Linked DNA regions of Homo sapiens: region 1 is linked to region 2. Evidence: read pairs that join two places in POLR2A ChIA-PET (ENCODE). Cell type or tissue: Panc1. All regions are shown on one strand. Links, peaks and the distances in the headings refer to the core of each region. The heading gives the core; the rest is flanking DNA. Region 1 overlaps SHISA9 (shisa family member 9). Region 2 holds the start of LOC105371092 (a long non-coding RNA gene).

Evidence for each region. Peaks named below come from ENCODE experiments on the same cell type or tissue, not always from the same donor. Only the 100,000 strongest peaks of a DNase experiment are listed, where the experiment ranks them.
Region 1: POLR2A ChIA-PET joins it to region 2 with 19 read pairs; 2 of 35 experiments call an interaction of 5 or more read pairs at or near these places.

Annotation. Positions count from the first base shown.
Region 1 is chr16:13,095,441-13,103,780 of GRCh38, reverse strand. All of the region lies in intron 2 of SHISA9 (shisa family member 9), which reads right to left. Among named protein-coding and RNA genes, the nearest start is that of SHISA9, 200 kb to the right of the region's middle. RefSeq lists an enhancer at 1,516-2,046. In Panc1, for the core only: no CTCF peak of the experiment used is centred there; no DNase peak of the experiment used is centred there.
Region 2 is chr16:12,953,871-12,962,210 of GRCh38, reverse strand. All of the region lies in intron 2 of SHISA9 (shisa family member 9), which reads right to left. It overlaps LOC105371092 (a long non-coding RNA gene), which reads left to right and starts at 4,703. Exons shown (of 3, transcript XR_001752088.3): 1 at 4,703-4,831. In Panc1, for the core only: no CTCF peak of the experiment used is centred there; no DNase peak of the experiment used is centred there.

The DNA.
Region 1 (8,340 bases), core at 92-8,091, 140 kb before region 2:
GCCAACATGGAAGAAAAAACATGGTGGACACTATGAGATGAATGCAGTCAGCTGAAAGCAAGGGTGAAATAACCCCACCACAAGAATTATCAGACAGAAGAGAGGAAAGCTTTGCATGGGCAGAAGTCCTGTATATGTGAATGAAGATAAGAGCCAGAAAATGTGCACAATTCCTGTTACTGTGACTTCATCTTACTCACAGACTGAGAGGCCTAGGCAGGTTGGGTTACTGTGTTCAAGAGCTGAGCTGAGTCTCACCTGAGATTCTTGTGGCTCTGCAAACACCTGTGTCCCTGGCTTTCTTCCCATTCATTAGCCCCTGGTCTTTCCACTCACCTGCTCATGGGACATTAAGGACACTCTGTGACCTCAAATGTGCAATAATTCATCTCAGAAACATAATCATTTCCCTCTATGTATAACTAAAACTCTATAAATCAGGCTTGCTGGAGAAAGATAAATCATGAAACTCATGCCAGGAGAAGATCTTTGAGAAGGGGGCTTTCAGCTCGCCCCAGGAGATAGACAAGAATGAAACTCTGGGGTGTGAAGTTCCGGAAGAGTGTTTTCTTCAATATACAGCATGAGCTTTGGAGTCTGACACACTAAATTCAATCCCAGCTCTGCTACTGACAAGTTAAATGACTTTGGATAAGTCTTGTTATCTCTTTGCCTCAGTTTCCTCAAGTTATAAATGAATCAACTACTCTCAGGCTGTTGAGAGGACTAGAGAAAATGTGTTCAAAGAGATTGGCACAACCTTCAGTAAAAAATATAAACAAAAGTTTTTGAAAGGATAAGAAGAGTATTTCTATATGCATAGCCTATGAGGAAGTGCCGCCTCCCTCTGCCAACCCATGAACTTGTCTCCCTTCTGAATGAAAAGTCTGGAAGTTGAGTGAGCAATTTATCCTTTTAAATTAAGATGACTCTTGGCCTAGGCAGAATAATAGTTATTTTTCCCGGAACAGCGACTACATTGGGTGCCACATATTGATTGGGGATTAACAGGGACAAAACAAGTCATGGAGAGTGAATTCTCCCCAACCGTCTAGGGGAAGCAGTGAAGCATTATAGCGGCAGAGAAACAGGGATGGTGTGGGGAAGGAGAGGGGAGTCTAGAGGGAGGACAAAAGGAGGAAAATCAATTATGACATCATGGATGAAATGTTCCCAGAGTCCCAGCTGCAACCCTGACTTTGCTGTGTGATAAAGTTGCCCAAGAAGGCTACATTAGGACATCAGATGGGACAAAGGGAAAGTCTGTTCTCTCCCTTGCCTCTCAGTGTTCCAGAATAGCATCAGTGGCCACGGAGTTCACCCTTAGAGAAAGAGACCTCCTGGGCCACGCGGTGAGGACAGAAGGACCTGGAAGAGAAGAAAGTCAACCTCTGGAACCCATGGGACAGTTCAGAATTCTACCAGAATAGCAGCCCTATATCTGTTTGTAATTTCATCTGAAGGCTGCTCTATCCTGTGACCTGGATGTTGAGCTGGTGCACAGTGCTAGGTGTTTAGAAATGCAACAGGTAGCACAATCATAACTGATCATTGATCAGAGAGAACACATGGCATTCTAGTCCTAGGGTTGAGCATGTCGGTTCTCGTAGACAGGACACAACCCCAGGTGAGCCTTCCTCAGATTAGTAGCCCCAACTTCAAGGGATGCAAACTCAAAAGCCTCAGGGAGGGAGGGGACAGTCGGGGAATGTAAATAAGTAAAGTAAACTGCTGGGTGAGTAGGGAGCACACACCTGCACCTGCAAGAGGCAGCCATTCTCAGCATTACCCAATCATCCATGCAGGAATTCAGGCCTGGCATGGCCAGAGTCTCCTGATGCTTTGCATCAAGAGAAGCTCACATCTGGAATTTAGTGTGAAGTCCTTTTTCCTCCATTTTATTTATTTATTTAGTTTTAATTGATGAATAATAATTGTGCCTATCCCTTCACACCTGTTGGAATGGGTATTATCAAAAAGACAAACGATAGCAAGTATTGGCGAGGATGTGGAGAAAAGGGAACCCTTATCCACTGTTGGTAGGAATAGAAATTAGTACAGCTACTATGGAAAACAGTATGGAGGTCCCTCAAAAAATTAGAAATAAAACTACTATATGATACAGCAATCCCACTTCTGGGTATATATGCAAAGGAACAGTGTGAAATATTTTGATTTTCAAAAGCCAGCAACTAGCTTAAAACATTTTTTTAAATAAGACCATCAACCCAAACACAACATGATTGTTGGCCAGATTGGCCTGACGCCTTCAGTTTGGTTACCTGGCACTAACCAGTATTTCTCTGTTGGGTTTTCATATGTATGTTTGTTTCCAGTATATATTTCTGTATTCCAGACTTAATGAGTTATGATTGAAAAATTAAAATTGTATATATTTAGGGTATACCACTTGATGTTTTGATATATATATTCATTGTGACATAATCGATACAATAAAGCTAATTAACACATCTGTCATCTTACATAGTTACCATTTCCTTTTGTTTCTTCGTGTGAGAACACTTAACACCTACCATCTTGACAAATCTCAAGTATACAGTACAGTATTGTTAGCAATGGTCACATGGCTGTACATTAGATCTCCAGAGCTCATTCATCTTGCACAAGTGAAACCTGGTCAATATCTCCCCACTTCCCTCTCCCCACAGCCCCGGAAACATAGACACACCTGAAAGGCGTGATACTAAGAGAAATAAGCCAGGCATGGAAAGACAAACGTTGCATGAATTCCACCTAGATATGGAATCTAAAATAGCCAAACTCGGGGTGAGCACAGTGGCTCAAGCCTGTAATCCCAGCACTTCGGGAGACCGAGGTGGGCAGATCACCTGAGGTCAGGAGTTTGACCAACATGGCAAAACCCCGTCTCTACTAAAAATACAAAATTAGCCAGGCGTGGTGGCTCATGCCTGTAATCCCAGCTACTTGGGAGGCTGAGGCAGGAGAATCCCTTGAACCGGAGAGGCAGAGGTTGCAGTGAACCAAGATCACATCACTGCACTCCAGCCTGGGCAACAAGAGCGAAACCTCATCTCAATAAATAAATAAATAGCCAAACTCGTAGAAGCAGAGAGTAGTATTTCTCTGTTTTTAAGGACAGCTTATGCTATCCTTTCTCCTGGAGTGCACACTTCTGGAGGCCCCGAACAAGGAGTCAACTTCTCAATCTCTTGGACAGTCCTGAGCACATTGCCAGCCCCAGAATATGAATGAGCTGTCATTCCTGTACAAGCTATACCCACAAGGTAATAGGAGCAAAAAGGGACATTCAGACCCAAGTCCTGTGCAACCTGCTACACCAGCCCGAGGGCTATGCAGGGCACCACAGAGTCCTCCTGTGTGTGTTCTGGTGCATATCTGGGATTCACTCATTCACCTGGGCACATGATTACAAACAACAATTTTCTAATGCCAGGTCCCAATTGACCTACTCAAAAAAATAAATAAAATAAAATAAAACAAAGCCCAAATCCTTGTATTCAGTAAACTGGGTGTATGCTTGCCAAAAAGGTACTGCAAATATGTTTTGTTCTGAGTGGTGTTTAAAAAGACAAGTTGAATTACTAATCCATAGATCAATGCAGCACAATTATATGTTAAAATCTGCATCTCTGAGTTCTCTTGAGGAATCAGCTATGGTGACACTGAGCTGACATTCCTACATAACAGCCACTGGCTGGAGGTAAAGAGTGGTCTCCTGAAAGGGCCGTGTGTCCCTCACTTTGCTACAGTCCCCAGACCTCCTGCTGAGTCCCATCCAGCCTGGCTCCTGTCGGTGTCTGGATTCTTGATGCCTGCCTAAGGTGTAAAAGGAAATATTCAGGGACAAAAGGCTCAGAGGTCAACAGGGAGCCTCCTAGGCTCTCTAATCTCCTGGATTTTTCTCCAGCTCCCCTGGAGGCCCCTGGGATTTGTAAAGTATAACTCTGATCACATTACTTCTTGGGTCAACACTGGAAGTGGTTTCTAACCCACTCAGAGAAAAAGGCAGTGTACAGAATTGCCATGAGGTCTGAGACAACTGGCTGAGCCTAAAAGGAAGATTCTTATCTCCTGCTTCTGCCCCCACCAACCCCGTCCCCGCTGCCCATCGGGGTCCAGCCATGCTACACTCTTCACTGATTTTAGGAGGCACAGAGCACACTCCTGCCTCAGGGCCTTTGCAGTTGCTGGTCCCTCTGCTTGGAACACTTCCCGATATCCTCACTGCCCACTCCCTCCACCCCATCAAGTCAAGGCTGAAATGGCATCTTCTTAGTGATGTTGGCCCAGAACCACAATTCTACTCTCAGCCTGCTCAGAACTACAATTCTACCCTCTCCCCAGCATTCTTTGTCCCCCACCCTTGTTTTATTATTCTCCCTTGTGCTTGCTACCTTCTTATATATTATCTAGTTTAGTTATATTTTACTTTGCTTATTATCTGTCTTCCTGCTCCAGGAAAGTCCCATCAGAGATGTGTGTGTGTGTTGTTCATTTTTTCCCATCACTTCAATTAGGGATCAGCAACTTTTTCTGTAAAGTGCCAGAGACTACATATTGTAAGCTTGTGAGCCTGTCATTGTCACAACTACTCACTTCTGTTGTAGCAGCATCAGCCATAGATGATCGGTCAGTGAATTGACATGGATGTGTTGCAGCAAAACGTTATTTGCAAAAACAGGCAGCAGCTGGATTTGGCCTGAAGGCCATAGCTTGCCAATGCCAGATCTAGAACAGTGCCCCACAGGCATTTAGTATTCAATAAATATTTGTTGAATAAATTCAGCAGCTTTTAATGTCAGCCCCACCTGTATACAATCCTTTTCTTTTAACTAATGACTCATCCCTTTATTTACTCTTCACAACCAGCCCATTTTGCAGATGAAGAAACCAAATCTCAGAGAGACAAAGGGGGTTGCCCAAGACCGCAGATCTAGGAAGAGATTGAGCCAGATTCAACAGAGCTGGGAGCCTCTCTGAGTCCAGAACCACCCAGCCTTTTTGCAATTTCATCTGACTCAACTCTGAGTTCCGTTCCTGGAGGCAGCAACAGCCACATGCACAGAGTGGATGGGAGCCTGCAGTTGCTCCTTAAGGAGGAATCTTTGGACATCCTGCCTCCTGCAGCCTCCAGAAACCACTCAAGTCCTTTGGGTTGATTCCAGAAGTCACTTTCTCCAGGCCTCCTTCCTGTCTTATTGTAGCCTGAAAGTGGCTCATGGGTTTTACAAAGAGAACCTCCCCCCTTTCTCACTTGCAGAGAACAAGATTCAGAAATTCCAAAGGCAAGAGGGAAAACACAGGGCCAGCAAGACTGAGAAAAGTGGTGACTCCCTGGGTTGCTGGGATCTTAATGGGTATATGGTAACACAGAACACCTAATACTGAAATAGAATTAAAGAAAAGAAGAGGAGCCATTAACTGTAAGAGCTGGCATTTATGGATGCAATAAAGGCCACAGTGAATCCCTGAATGGGATTCGTGGCAATCCAGCAGGGAGTGTATTTTTGCTCCATTTCTATGGATGAGGAAACCAAAGTTCAAAGAAGTTGTTGCTTGCCTGAGGCCCTAAGTGTCATAGCCAGGATCTGATCCCAGGATTTACATGCCTTATCAACATTAAGAGCAGGTACTCTGGAGTCAACTAACCCTGGTCCAAAACCTGGGACAGGTGACTTCATCTCTCTGACCCTCCGTTTCTTCTGCGAAATGGGGTGGTAACAGTGGTGCCAAATTAACAGGCTGTTGAAAGATTGTGCATACATAAAGCACCCGACACAGTGGTTCACACATAGTAAGTGCTCAGTTAATGTTGACTGTATTCTCATTAGTACTAGGGCTAGAATTAGTACTACTATGACTACTAGCTTGTTTGCTCTAACTCAGAATCACAGGATTTTCACCATTGGCCAGGACAACCTGGTGAAGTAGGATGCTGTCTATCATGACATTTTACTGTACTTACTTCTAAAACTCATTCCTGTCCACTCCCCATCACCCAGTGCTATTAAGCTGCACTCTATATAGGAATGACACTTCCGCCAAAGTCAAAGCTACTAAAGACTGCATGATCAGGCCAGGCATGGTGACTCCCACCTGTCATTCCAGCACTTTGGGAGGCCAAGGCAGGAGAATCACTTGAAGCCAGGAGTTCAAGCCCAGCCTGGATAACATAGTAAGACCCCATCTCTAAAAATAATTTATTTTGAAATAGCTGGGCATGATGGCACAAACCTGTAGTCCTAGCTACTTGGGAGACTGAGGCAGGGGGATCACTTGAGCTATCACTTGAGTGATAGCATCATTGTACTCCAGCCTGAGGGGCAAAGCAAAACCCCACTCAAAAAAAAAAAAATACTGATCAGACAATGCCACTATGATGTCGGGCATTCCACCGCGTGATGGCTCATCCCATAAAGTGCCTGCTGTCCACTTGGGTAGATGACCTGAGAGCACTATTCCAAGGGTCAAGGGTCCTGGGTTTAAGGCCAGATCTAACATCAACTCCCTGTGTGGCTTTGGGAAATTCCCTTCCCTTCCCTGGGCCTCAATTCCTCCCAATGTAACATGAAGGAGAGAAACTAGGTAGTCTCCAAGGACCATTGTGGGGTTCTGTATAGGGATTCACTCATTCACCCATTTAGTATTACTCAACAGTCATTCAACAAACACTTATCAAGTGTTGATTATATACCTAAGCCCTTAAGCCAGACACAGTCCCTGTCTTCATGGAGCTGCACTTCTAGTTGGGGAGAGAGAAAATAAATGAGTAAATAAATATGTGACTTGAGAGAGTGAGATGTGCCCTGAAGAGAAATGGAGCCCAGTAGGAATATAGTGTAGGGAACAGAGGGGTCACTCTAAAATAGGCGTCAGAGAATGGCCTGTCTGAGCAGGTGACAAGAAGAGGAGCCATCCATGAGTAAGTCTCAGGGAAGAGAGAGCTCCCAGTTGAAAAAATAGCACATCCAAAAGGCTGGGGTGAGAACAAGCTTTAGATGTTCACGAAACATCAAAAGTCCAAGAAGGTGGAACTGAGCGAGTAAGAAAGTCTACATCTAATAAAGGTTCAATGAATTAAACTTCCAAGATAGACTCTGCCTTGACTCCAAGAAGTTACTCATAGTAAGATTTGGGCACCGTGAAAGGCTTTTGGATAACTACAAGGCCACCAAATGGGCCCTTCCAATTCTACTCAAACATTTTCTCTGCCTATATCAACCTTCCCCATCTTCTCTACACTTAAGATTCAGCTTCAGCATGAGTCTTGCATCAGGATCCTTCCCTGAGCCCCCAGCCCCAGCTAGGTTGAATGCCTCCCTCTGTGCCCCACAAGAGCCTACATTTAACACATGGTAAATGATTATTGCTTTAACCACTTGGCTTCCCCACTAATCTATAAGCTTCTTGAGGGCAGAGATGATATGGCGTTTGTCTCTGCATTCTGTGTCGCAAGGCTTGGGTAAATGAGCTACCTAAGGGTAGATGAGGGCCTTGCCAAAGTACATGCTCAGTACATAATCCAGCTACCTTCTGTGTATTGAGTGTCTACTATAAACAAGGCCTACACTGAAAATTTTAAGTCAATCTCATTTAATCCTCTTAATCATCCTATGACATACATATGATTATCTGCGCTTCATAGACATAGAAATAGAGGCTTAAAGGAGTTAAGTGACTTGTTCATCGTTAACCAGCTAATACCCAGTGAAGCAGGGATTCAAACTCAAGTATTCTTGACTCCAGGGCTTTCACTCTTGACCACCAAAGTAGTGGTTCTCAAAATATGGCCCTTGGACCAGCAGCAACAGCATCACCTGGGAACTTACTACAACTGGAAATTCTCGGGCCCTGCCCCAGACATAAGGACTTGGAAATTCTAGGCAAACTGGCCAACAATCTGTGCTTTAAAAAGCTCTCCAAGTGATCCTGATGCATGCTCGCTCAAGTTTGAGAGCCATTGCGCTAGAGTTGATTGCCTTGCTGTATAAACCCATTCACTATTTATCGAGTATTCACAAGGTGCCTGATAGTATGTGAAATGCTGAGAGTACACTGGTGAGAAAAGATTGTCAACAGCCCCTGCCTTTATGGAACTCGTTGTGCAGTGTTTGTTGAATGAATGTGCTATCCTCCCATACTTGGAAACCCACAGCTAGAATTCAGTTAAATGAAGATGGTCTGGACTGTAGTCCTTTTCCTTCATATGTGGCAAATATTATTCTAAGAGTCATGGGAGCTAGAACAGTTCTGAGGAGGATACTGGAAGCCACCCCTAACCACCACCATTTCCCTTTTCGTTTTCCCTTCCCTAGCCCAGTGAGGTGGCCACACATG
Region 2 (8,340 bases), core at 51-8,050:
GGCTGTTGTCTTGAGAATTTGAGATCATGTGTATGAAATGACAACAGACAGCACCAGCACATGATGGCCAGGCAGTGGACAGCAGTGCCTTCGCATCGACTGGAGTAAGCCAGGCCAGTGCAGGCAAGACGGGCCAAGCACCAGTCCTCAGCAAGTAAGTCCAGCCATGCCAGAGACCTCCATGCTGGGAGCTCTGATGTTGACGTCGCCACAGGGACAGACACTGATCCCATTTTAATTATTCTTACCAGGCCCGAGGTTCTGGCCACTTGGTTCTCAGTCTCAGTCATGCTGGAAGACTGGAAGGTGTGACTCCCTGGCAGAGAAAGGCCAGCTGTAGCAGGTGTGTGTGATCACACCTGACAGCCACCCAATCTGCAGGGCTCAGCTGAAACCTGACTTGTCGCAAGGAACTCGCTGTTCACAGGAGAGAGCTGATTGGAGGGAAATTTCTAGTGCACTGAACTCCTGTGCCTTCTGGGGCTGATTTATGGGTTGCTTTTGGCAGGGGAATGGGCTCTGTGTTCACTAACATTTTGTAATATATGATGCGGTCACTGTTCTCCTTCTTTCTCCTTCTTCCCCCTTCTTTCTTCAGCTGAAAAACTCTGTTCTCTTCCTCAGTTTTGGCCGGGGTGCTCTGGGGACCTTTCCACATCAGGATACAGACACATCCTTTTTCTGTTACATCTGCAGAGCGTGCCATTGTGAGGAGGTAATATGGTTTATTTAATCCACTCCGTGTTGATGGAACCGCCTCCACTTCTGGCCTCAAGTGGCCTTCCAGAAATGGAATTCTGACTGTGTTATTCTCTGGCTCAAATTCCTTCCATGGATCTCCATTGCCGTCAAGAAAAACACCAGACTCTTCCTCGTGGCATCTGAGACCTTGTGTGATGTTTATGTTCACCTCTCCATGTTCCACTCCGCTACCTCTGCTCCCACCATTCTGGCCTCCTGTCCATCCCTCCAAAGCCCTAGGCCACTCCCCACTCAAGGTTGTCCCTGCACCATGCAGTTCCCTCTGCCTGGGTTGCTATTCCACTGTCTCCCTTCCTTCAGCTGGTCATTCCCACTCATCCTCCGGGTCTCAGCTAAAGCCTGGATTCCCCAGGAAAACGTCCCCTGACCCCTGACCCCTGACCAAATTCCCTCATTCCACACTCTCCTTTCATCATCCCCCCCACATGTTACAGATATAATTACACAAATGATTGCACTGCTAGCTGTTTAGTGTCTGCCCCCCACCACTCCCAAAATAGACTCAAAGCCTTGTGAGAGCAGGAAACGTGTTCACTTTAATTCATCACTGAGTCCCCAAAGCCTATAAAGCGCTTGGCACATTACCAAAATGTTCCTGGAAGGAAAGGAAAACAGGGCTGAGATAGGGAAGAAGGATGAGAGGGAGAGAGAGGGTTGGAGAGGAGGGAAGAGGACGGAACTGGAAGAAAAGGGAGGACAGGTGAGGGGAGGAGATGAAAAGGAAATTAGAATGGATATTAGCTCCCACTTAAAAGTGAGAACACATGATGTGCGGTTTTCTGTTCCTGAGTTAGTTTGCTGAGGATAATGACTTCCAGCTCCGTCCATGTCCCTGCAAAGGACATGATCTCATTCCCTTTTATGGCTGCATAGTATTCCATGGTGTATATGTACCACATTTTCTTTATCTAGTCTATCATTGATGGGCATTTGGGTTGATTCCATGTCTTTGCTATTGTGAATATTGCTGCAATGAACATATGTGTGCACGTATCTTTAGAATAGGGTGATTTCTATTCCTTTGAGTAAATATCCACTAACGGGATTGCTGGGTCAAATGGTATTTCCAGTTCTAAATCTTTGACAATGGCACACATTTACCCACATAACAAACCTGCACATCCTGCACATGTACCCTGGAACTTAAAAAAAATAATAAAATAATTTTTTAAATGGATATTTGCAAATTGCCTGTACCTGGCACTACGCTAGACATTGTGACGGAGGGAAAAAGAATGACAAGTAGGAAAATCTTGTTTGCAGTCTAAGTGGAGATAATTCCTTTACACAAGAAAATGTAACCAGGGTTCAAGGCTGCATGATATCAGGGCCAAACGCCAAATGAGCACACCACGCAAGTAAACACATAAGAAACGTGAAGGCTGTTTTGACCTATTTATAAGGCATTTCTTCAAAGGAAATGCGTAGTTCCAAATACTATATAATTAGAAGACATAATTCCTATTCCTGAAGGAAACCTTTGCACTTTAACATCTAATTTTAAATGTAAACTATCTTTGTGTGGCTGGTTATTAATTTTTTAAAAAGCATTTCAATTCAAAATAAACAGTATTATGTTCCTCCCCCAAACTCATATGTAGAGTGCGGAAACTGTTGGCTGAAAGGCGAGGGCAGCAGGGCAGAGCTGTGCAAAGAGCCCCAGGAATAGAAGGTTGAAGGTCTGGGCTCTACTTGGCTCTGCCACTCATTTGCTGGGTCATCTCGAGCATGGCAGTTCAACCCCCACCCTAGGGGCCTCAGTTTCCCCTTCTACACAATGGAGCTGAATGAAATGATGAGTTAAGGAGGTTCAAGTTCTAACAATGGTTATCTCTCTCCGCCCTGGTTTTTGACCCCTATAGAGGGAAGCCCGTGTCTCAAGTCTGAGCTCTGTTTTTTCTCGAGTCTGAGCTCTGTTTTTTCTCCAGCTGCCCTGAGTTTTTTCTTTTCCTCGAAAGAGGACTACAGTGGACAGTAGAGGGGTGATTCCATCAGAGGTTTCTACAGAGTTTGCAAAGTCATAGCCTTCCCTAGCTTTTCCTCTGCTGATGTGGATACCCCAGAGGAAGCACCTAGCAAATGTTTTCTCAGTGAGTGAAATGAATAAATAAATTAGCTAATGGATCTTTCCTACTGAAGCTAACCAGCTTAACCAGCACCCTGCAGAGGCTGGACATATATCCAATGCCTCTAGTCTTGCATTCCATTCCTTTTTTTGGAATCAGGTTCATTATTAATCCAGTAAAATATTTATGGAGCATCTATGATTAACCAGGCACAGAAAATACAGCATTGAACAAACAAATCCAAACAGGCTCTTAAAACACAAATCAGGTCATGTCACTCCTCTATGGAAAATCCTCCAATGGTTTCCCATTGCAATATAAGATTCCAGCTCTGTACCATGGCCTTTAAGGTTTTGCCCAAGGCTTCCTTTCTGACATTGTCTTGTGTCATCATACCCATTGCCCCCTATACCAGCCACACTGGCCCAGCTGGGATCAGCTAAATCATGGCCAACCCTCAGACCCAACTCTCATGGGAGAAAGAAAAATACTGTTTGTTGATGTAACGTGCTGAGACCTGGGGGTGGGGGGAGTATTTGTTATGCAGCATTATTGCCATAATAGCTGACTAGTACAGAGTACTGCCATTTACTAGATACATAATTTCAGGAAAGTCTTCTAACCTCTTTGAACTTCAGTATGCTTTTAAAGATACATTCATATCTTCCCAGCTGACCTCATGTAGTGACTGTGGAACAACAGATGAAAAGGGCTTTGAAAACTGTAAAAGCCTATTGCAAATATAAGACAGCATCATAAGCACCAGTCTTGCCAGCCCAGACCCAGGGGAAAGTCTGTTGCTGTCCTGACAACAGAGCATGACTCAGCAGTCCAACACCAGGCCATCTATTATGAAGACATATTGTGTCCAGCACATACCCACTCTGAACTGAGGCCCACACTCTGGGCAAATTTCCTCCTGGCATGCCAAAGCAGAGATTTGGGCTTCAGGGGGAAATTTCCACAAGCCAGGAATCAAAAGAGATTTTTACTTCTAAGACTTTATCTGAGAGAAACAATCACAGGTGCACACAAGGTTGGAAGTACAAGGATGTCCATTAGAATTTTGTTTATAATGATGAAAAATGGAAAGCAACCTAGATGTCCAACAATAGAAACTAGATAAATCCATGGTGTACATCCATGCAATGGAATACCGCACTACCTTTAAGATATTGTCAGATGATAACGGTTTTGCAAACAATGCTCCTTGGAAGCCTACAGGAGATTCACAGAAGTGATGTCGGGGCCCATTTGGGCAAAAGAGTGTAGCAACTAGACAGCATTTTGTTTCCTCTACCTCTGCTTCAACCAATTAAACTGCTTTTATCTGTGTTATGAACTGAATGTGCACCACCAAATTCATATATTGAAGCCCTCATCCCCATTGCGATGGTATTTGGAGGTGGAATCTTGGGGAGGTCATTAGGCTTAAATAAGGTCTTGAAAGTCGAGCCCCCTTGCTGGTATCAGTGTCTTTACAAGAATAGAAAAAGACCAGAGCTCTCTCTGTCTCTGGATCATGTAAGGACACAGCGAGAAGGTGGCCATCTGCAAGCCAGGAAGAGAGCCCTCACTAGGAAATTCAAACCCAGCACCTTGATCTTGGACTTCCAGCCTCAAGAACTGTGAGAAGAAAACAAAAAAATACGCTTGTTGTTTAACCCTCTTAGTTTATAGTATTTTGTTATAGAAGCCTGTCATAGACTGAATGTTTATGTACCTCCCCCCAAATTCATATGTTGAAATCCTACCCCTCAATGTGATCCTATTAGAACATGGTGCCTTTGGGAGGTAATTAGGATTAGATGATGTCATAAAGGTGTGAAGCATTTGTGAATGGGATTAGTGTCCTTATAAGAGTTCTGGTAAAGGTTACTTCCCTCTCTGCTCCCTGCCATGTGAGGACACAGAGAAGTTAGCAGTCTGCAGCCCAGAAGAGGACACTCACCAGAACCCAACCACGCTGGCACCCTGATCTCAGACTTCCAGCCTCCGGAATCGTGAGAAACAAATGTCTGTTGTTTATAAGCCACCCACTCTATGGTATTTTATTATGGCAGCCTGAACTGATGAAGACACAGCCCAAGCAGACTAAGAAAATCAGTTATAAATTATGTTTCCAAGCCCTATGCTTGTAGAAAGGGTTCAAAAGAGGCTAAAAGAAGTTTGAAAGACATTGCTAGAGAAGAATGTCAAGGTGCCTCTGCTGAGCTGTGAAAGGGAGTCACCAATGACAAAGCAGCATTTATTAATACAATATGATTTCATTTTGTAAGGGAGAGGGAAGGAGGGAAGGAGGGAGAAGAGAGTAGATGAATACTCTCCAAAATGATACCTGTGTTTATCTGTAGGTGATAAGAGTAAAGGTTATTTTTCATTTATTCTTTCAGTTTATCTAAACATTAAATATTTGGTGATGAATATATATACATTATTGTTAATAAACATATATCTATAACTTTATCTAGGTTTCATATATATCTAAAACTGAAAAATAATGCACAAATACACATTTTTTTAACTTTAGATTTGGGGGGTATATAGGTATTTTGTGTAATGGTGGAGATTGGGCTTCTAGTGTACCCATCACCCAAATACTGCACACTTTACCCAATAGGTAATTTTTCAAAGCTCAGCTCCCTCCCATTCTCCCCTCTTTTGGAGTCCCCAGTGTCTATTATTGCCATCTTTATGACCATGTCTACCCATTGTTTACCTCCCACTTACAAGTGAGAACATGATATTTGATTTTCCGTTTCTGAGTTAATTCACTTGGGACAAATGGCCTCCAGCTGCATACATGTTGCTGCAAAGGACATGATTTCATTCTTTTTATGGCTGCATAGCAGTCCACAGTGTATACATACCACATTTTCTTTATCCAATCAACCATTAAGGGACACTTAGGTTGGTTCCATGATTGCTATTATGAGTAGTGCTGAAATAAACATGAATGCAGATGTATTTTTTATATAATTATTTCTTTCCTTTCAGGCAAATAAAAATGGTGTTATTGCTGGGTCAAATGGTAGTTCTATTTTTAATTCTTTGAGATATCTCTATACTGTTTCTCATAAGGGTTAAACTAATTTACATTCTCACCAACAGTGTATAAACATTCCCTTTTCTCCACATCCATGCCAACATCTGTTGTTTTCTGATTTTTAGTAATAGCCATTCTGACAGGTGTAAGGCGTAGCTCAGTGTGGCTTTAATTCACATTTCTCTAATGATTAGTGCTTATTGGCTACTTGTATTTCTTCTTTTGAGAAATGTCTGTCACGCCCTTTGCCCAGTTTTTAACGGGGTTGTTTGTTTCTTGTTGAGTTGTTTTAGTTACTTCTAGATTCTTGATATTACTCTTTTGTCGGAGGCACAATTTACAAATATTTTCTCCCATTCTGTAGGTTGTCTGTGTACTCTGTTGATTATTTATTTTGCTCTGCAAAAACTTTTTAATTAAAGTAAGTCTCATTTCTCTATTTTTTGTTTTGTTGCATTGGCTTTTTGGGTCTTCATCATAAATTATTCACTTAGGCTAATGTCCAGAAGAGTTTTCCCTAGGTTTTCTTCTAGGATTTTTATAGGTCCAGGTCTTAGATTTAAGCCCTTAATTCATCTTGAGTTAATTTTTGCATATGGTGAGAGTTTAGATGTCAGTTTTATTTTTCTGCATATGGCTAGCCAATTCTCCCAGTACCATTTATTTAAAAGGCTGTCCTTTCCCCATTGTTTTTTTTTTTTTTACTTTGTTGAAGATAAGTTGACTGTAGGTATGTGGCTTTATTTCTGGGTTCTCTATTTGTTCTATTGATCTGTGTATCTATTTTTGTACCAGTACCATGCTCACATTTTTTTTTTTGGCCTATAATAAATAAATAACTCATGGCACCTTGAGAAAAAGCAAACTCAAGGTCTTTGGGACATGAGTTTGTCTCTAGGAATACAACCTTCCACTCTACCCCAGTGGGAAACACACTCAGAGGCACATCTGCCCAGAGACTGAATGTGCTGGTTATTCTCTAGGGTGTGTTGATCACCAACCAGCCTAGAGAGGAGGCCATTGGTTGGAGGGGTCACTTGGCAAGAAAATGAGGAAGCAATGGCCATTAAGTGAACCAAACTATGGAGGAGAAAAAATACTTGTGTCTGGGAATTGGTGGAATCCAGCCAGTCCTGACATGCCCATTGTCTAGAGCCTTTGTCAGGGACAGCAGAGACAATCCCACAGGAAATAAAAGTAGTTAAAGATGTAGAAGGAGGCTTACAAAACTCTCAGGGAGAAATCAATGGAAACACTAGGCAAGAATAAAAAAAAAACAGCAATGCACACCTCCTGGCTTCAGTTTTGTCATCTATTAAAAGGAGATAACCCTGTACCAGGCTATTGTGAGGGAATAACACAAATAATATTGTGTGGAACTGTCCATCACATACCGAGTGCATAGTAGATGCCCAATAAATGCATTTATGCATGCTGTGCCCTCTGGATATGGAAATAACACATGTGCACATAGAAAGATGAGTGATAATAGCATACTGCTTAATACTCTGGCCTTTGGAATTCAGATCCCCAGGCTGTAATCCCCGTTTCACTGGTTAATGGCTGTGTAACTCAAGATGTGCCATGTACCCTCTACAACTGTTTCCTAATCTGTAAAATAAAAATGATAGTAGTATTTATTCCACAGAATATATTTTAGGATTAAATAAGGTAAAAATATAAAATAGCATAAAATCTATTTAGCCCTTAATATGTTCCTAAGAATTAGCTGCCATTATTATTCATTAAAATGTCTAAGAACCAAGGAAAAAGTTCTATTTCTACTAGGCCACATGGAAGGTGTCAAGAGGCACTGAGGGAATAACCTGTCCTCCATCAAACCCTCCACACACACACTGTTCCCCATGTAATCTTCCAACCACATGCACATGATTCCCCATGTAATCCTCCAACCACACAAATCCAAACATATCACCCTTTATTTAAAGTCATTCAGTGGTTCCCCATGGCCCTCAAGATAAAATCTGAGTTCTGTATGCCCATGTTTCTGTCTAAATTCTGCCCACATTTGCTGTTTCATAAGTTGTTATTTGCCCACATGCTCCCTATGCCATGTTTAGACACTTCTACTTCCCTGGGCACACCACATCTCTACGCCTTTGCACAGGCTATTCCTGCTGCTCAGCCATGCCCTTCCTGAGGCCTATTTCCTCATTTTCCACATCTTCAGTCCAACATTGTCTTCCTGCAAACTCGTCCTTCAAGTCTTAAATCATCTCGCCACTTCTGCTGAGTGGACTTGGCTGTTAATTCCTTGTTATGGTTTGACTCTGTGTCTCCACCCAAATCTCATCTCAAATTGTAATCCCCACAGGTTGAGGCAGGGACCTGGTTGGAGGTGACTGGATCTTAGGGGCAGTTTCCCCCATGCTGTTCTCATGACAGTGAGTGAGTTCTCACAAGAGCTGATGGTTTTAAAGTGTGGCACTTCCTAGCTCACTCTTT